2 separate regions of the Homo sapiens genome follow, and region 2 is linked to region 1. A link is an interaction called in ENCODE POLR2A ChIA-PET data of the cell type or tissue named here. Cell type or tissue: MCF 10A. All regions are shown on one strand.

Evidence for each region. Peaks named below come from ENCODE experiments on the same cell type or tissue, not always from the same donor. Only the 100,000 strongest peaks of a DNase experiment are listed, where the experiment ranks them.
Region 2: POLR2A ChIA-PET joins it to region 1 with 6 read pairs; 1 of 35 experiments calls an interaction of 5 or more read pairs at or near these places.

What each region holds. Positions count from the first base shown.
Region 1 is chr6:45,435,688-45,438,187 of GRCh38, forward strand. RUNX2 (RUNX family transcription factor 2) reads left to right here. Exons shown (of 9, transcript NM_001024630.4): 5 at 2,260-2,364. Among named protein-coding and RNA genes, the nearest start is that of SUPT3H, 59 kb to the left of the region's middle. In MCF 10A, no CTCF peak of the experiment used is centred here; a DNase peak (open chromatin) is centred at 1,284.
Region 2 is chr6:44,488,932-44,491,431 of GRCh38, forward strand. No RefSeq gene overlaps it. Among named protein-coding and RNA genes, the nearest start is that of MIR4642, 55 kb to the left of the region's middle. In MCF 10A, no CTCF peak of the experiment used is centred here; a DNase peak (open chromatin) is centred at 1,500.

The DNA of each region.
Region 1 (2,500 bases):
ATTAAGGATAACTGAGATCTGTATATATCCTTGATTTATTAAGATGAGTGCCATAGATGAAAACTGACTCTGAAACACAGCCATGGGAGCCACTGTTAGAAAGGCAATCCTGGGCCCATAGACCACTAATCTGACCCCAAAATGGCACTTTAAAATGTTTTAGTGTAAATTAACTTTCAATCTAGAGATTCAGCTCTTTTACTTTTTGCGATCTTTCCATTGTTTTGAGGTTCTAACTTGGACCCAGTGGCTTCCTATTCAAGTTTCTGGTTTCTAATTCTGTAGGCTTTTAGTTTTCTGTAACTAGTTTAGACTCCTGGCTGGTTTATTCTTCTGGTTAGTCTTAACGCTTATAATAAAGCCTCTCTTTGCTAACCAATTATAAATTATTTAAATCCGTGTAATAGCCAATATAGTGGATAAAATATATCAATGACACTTTAAAAATAGATGCTTTCATCATCCTGAGATATTGCATTAGTCCATTTATGTTTACTGTTTCTTGGGCACATAGAGCTGATTGGGACGCATCTAGAAATAAATTACTTATTAATTTTTTTAAATGGCAAGTGATCAAGCCACTTAAGGAAGTGGCCAAGTGACAGAATATTTAAAAAAAAAAGAGCATTAATTTTAGGGTCTGAAAAATGAGGTTCAGATCTTCATTTTTTCATTTATTAGTTGTATGAACTTGGGTAAATTACTAAGTCTCTTGAGGCTTCAGCCTCCTTATTTGTGCAATGGGGGTGAGAGATCTAAGCGGGGAGGATTAATTGAGATAATGTGTATGAAGTGGCACTTAATACGTTTCTAATTGTTATTCACCTTTCCCTATTCAAACTGCACCCACCCCATTCCTGTCTTTTCTTTCCTGTTTTTTTCCCCTTGGCTATAGAAAAGTATAGCCAAGGAGACTTAAAACTATTTATACTCAGTAACAAATGATGTGCGTCTTAAACAGATTTTAGGAACTTACATGGTCTAGGTTGAAAAGAAAACCCATTCACTAGACTTGACAGCCAAAGACCTGTTCTCCATTAAGCCTTGTATATAACCTGTTCCATATTAAGCTTTGAAAAGACTGCATTAAACTTTGCATTGGTACATATTGTCAAAGATTTGTGTTTTGGTTTAATACTCTCAGTTTTCAGTAAGGGAAAAAGAATCTCTGACCAAAAAACAAAGCAAAACAAAATGAGCTTTTTAAAGGTCTGTTACAGGAGCAGACTGAATGAGTACTCTGGCCTGAGATTGCTGAATGTTTTATTGAGTCACTGTTTCACGCCCACCTCTTCCTGTCTTGTAACAGTTTGCAGTTTTGACTATCTGACATGATTAACCGTTGCAAATCTAACTGATTACAACTGTTAGTAAGTCTGTGCAACAGAGAATGGTATCTTCTTCTGGAGAAAACAGACATCCAAATATGCTACCAAACTTTTCCCTGTCTCTTTTCCCCTTCTTATTCGTCGCTTTTAGCTCATTAATTTGAAGCATCAGATGTAATATTTCAATGAAGCACACCTTCTGCTAAAAGCAAAATTTGAGTTTATACTGAGAGATGTCATGTTCATTTAGCAAAAAGTAAGTCGCTGTCAGGGGGTTATTTCAAGATTTAACAGCAAGGATGTATGTTAGGGGAGGGGTGGACAGGGAGGAGAAAAACTTTGTTCCAGTAATGATGAAATCATCATACCACAGGCACATTACGGCCAGGACAGGAGACACTGGCTCCTGTTAAAATGATTCCCATAAGAACTTTCCTCTTTTATCTTCTTATTGTAGTGCAGCTAAGCAAATGAAATGCTAAAGCTATGTGAAGTAAATAACATAATCAACAATGATTTACTATTGTTCTCTCGTGAGGTCATGACCCAACCCTAAATAAAGACTTCTAAAATTGTCTGTGCTTGGATGTGTTCCTGATGTTGGAGAAAACTGAAAGAAAAAGAACCTTCCTCAAGTGGACCAGGGTTTTGTTTTCATTACAACTGTTGCTACTGAGGAGCTTTTTTGGAATTGGAGTCTTCCTGTGTAGCACTACAATGAGGACGATGATCTTGACTCTAAGCAAATTTGGAAATGTCCTAAAGTGGTCATCGGAGGGTTTCCAATTTAGAAGAAGGAGTCCTGCCTCTTGTCTTTGTTTCATTGCCTCCTTAGAGATGCTTAAATGCAATTTGGAAATCTATGCTGCTGTGTAATCATCAACACTGTTTTTTAATATTCACTGTATATTTTCCCCTTTTATATCTGCAGGCAAGAGTTTCACCTTGACCATAACCGTCTTCACAAATCCTCCCCAAGTAGCTACCTATCACAGAGCAATTAAAGTTACAGTAGATGGACCTCGGGAACCCAGAAGTAAGTACTCCCCTTTTTATTGAAGAAAGTAATAGAGTTTCCAGAGACCCTATGAGGAATTTATTCCAAATGAGTTAGTGTCACTTTCATGTCCATAGTGTCTTTGTGGACTTTGCTATCTGCATATATTTTTTTT
Region 2 (2,500 bases), 950 kb before region 1:
TAACTAGCAGGACCCTGGGGATAATGGTTAAGAGTAGATGAGAGGGCAGGGAAGAAGCCATGGCTTACTGTGACAATCTTGTCACATCACAGGGGGTCAACATGTAAACACGCGGTGTCATGTGTTGCTGCAGCCGGTGCTAGTGTCTACCACGTCGGGGTATTGCCCCAGACACTTTCCATCTGTGTCTCTGATTCTTATCACACCCGCATGAGGTGTTTACTACCATCCCTATTTCACAGATGAGCAAATTGAGGCTCACTGAAGTATCACACACATATAGAAATGTAAACACATCATCTAGAGAAAGCCATGTCCTGCAAGCTGAGAGAAGAGATTGGTTGACAGAGTCATATGCTGCCAAGATATTAAATAGCATGCAATTTGCCTAAAAAAGAACAAGAGAACCATGTATGGTGGTTCACACCTGTAATCCCAGCACTTTGGGAGGCGAAGGTGGGAGGATCGCTTGAACCCAGGAGTTTAAGACCAGTCTGGGCAACAGTGAGACCCGGTCTCTATAAAATATGTTTTAAAAAATTAGCCAGGCTTGGTGGTGCATGCCTGTGGTCCTAACTACTTGGGAGGCTGAGACAAGAGGATCGCTTGAGTCTGGGAGGTCGAGGCTGTCGTGAGCTATGATCATGCCACTGCGCTACAGCCTGGGCAACAGTGAGAGACTCTGTCTCAAAAAACAAAAACAAAAAACAAGAAAGAAAAAGAAAAAAGAATCACTAGATTTGGTGAACACGTCAATGGATTAGTACAAAGTGAACATGTCTGTTGACCACTGCCCAGAACAAGAAAGAGAATGTCACCAGTGCCCCAGAAACGCCCCTGTGTCCCTCCTAGATACTAGTCCCACTGTCCTCAAAGGTAACCGTCATCCTGGCTTCTAACTAATCCGTGGGCAGTTTGTCTAAAGTTGTGCTGTGAGGAAAGGGACCGGTGGCTTCTGTACTCCTCTGTTCTGTCACATGAGCCCCAAAGGTGGACAGTGTTCGGTGGCAGTGACAGGAGAGATGGGGCTGACTTCCCAGCTCTGCTGCATCCCGGCCCTGACTTTGCTAGGTGTGGGCCTGACCATCTGTGTGTCTGGGGAGAAGGCCATGCGTTTCTCAGCACTCAGAGAAAGACCTGCCAGGGGAGCCTGTCTCTTTTTGTCTGCCCCAGGCAGGGGCTTGGTCTTCGAGGCGTGTGCCTATACACATAGACACACACAGACACCCCTATGATCTATCTCCAGCTTGGAGGCTGTTGCAACTACAAACCTTCCAAATAAATCCCTGATCTCTCCCAGAAAGCTGTTGTGAACTCAGTGGAAGGAAAGCTTTTAAAGTGACCCTCCATTTAAGCCCCGAGTCAAAGCCTTATGTGTTTTCTTTCCTTTTCTTAACTGGAAGGTTATGTGTTTCTTAGCTACTGGTCAGACTGGATGAGACTGCCAAAAAGCTTTCAGGGAATTTCCTCACCATGTAACAAATTTATGAGTCATATGAAAAACTGGGAAATGCTTCAACCAGCTGCCTCTCATTGACTCAGAGCCTTTCTCACAACACCTTGGTGCTGGGGCCTTGGATGGAGCCAGCAGCTGGGTTTATGATAACTACAAATGGCCTGCCATTGTCTGGGAGGAAGCTGTCTTCATCTCCCCTTTTATTTCCATTCTCCTGTCCTCCCCAGCAGAAAGCTATAAACGTTCTCTGAAACAGTTCAGCCACTGAAAGGGCAACTGCAGAGGTCTTGATTGTCCTAAAAAGGCCCCGCGGATGGGTGGGTGGGCTGGTAGGTAGCTGAAGGCAGGTTTGGGACCTCATTCTCCATCACTGTTAGGTAACCTTTGGGCTTCTTAGACTCAACCTGCCTAAAACTGAGCTCTGATCTCCCCTTCTTCCACCCCTTGCTGTCTTCCCCATCTTACAAAATGCTAACTTCATCAGTGCCAGATTGTATTTTCCTAAAGTGGCCACAGTAATATCCCTCATCTCACATGTCCTTCTGCAGTGTGACCTTGCCACTTTCCCATCAAGAAGTAGAGGTAATTTTTCCATCCTCTTGAAACAGGCCAGGCCCTGTGACTGCTTTGAATAATACAGTAGGGTAGAAGTGATGTGGTGCCAGTTTGGGGCACAGCCCTTAACCAGCCTGGCAGCTTCTACTTCCACCTGGAAGCCAGCCATCCCTATGTAAGAGGTGGGACTATCCAAGGACCACCGTGCTGTGAGAAGCCCAAGCCACATAGAGGAGCCCTAGAGGATGAGACAGTAGAGAAGGGGATGGGGCTGGGGAGGGAGAAAGAGAAAGAGAGACTAAGATTCTAGGAAGCGCCCAGGTGCTGCATGTGTGTGTGTGGGGGGCGCCATTTTGGAAGTAGAATCTTCACCCCAGCCTCCCCAGCTAATGTCACATGGAGCAGAGACAAATTACCCAGCCAAGCTTTTTCCTAGTTCCTGGCCCACAAAATCATGAGCAAAATAAATGCTTGTTTTAAGCCACTAAG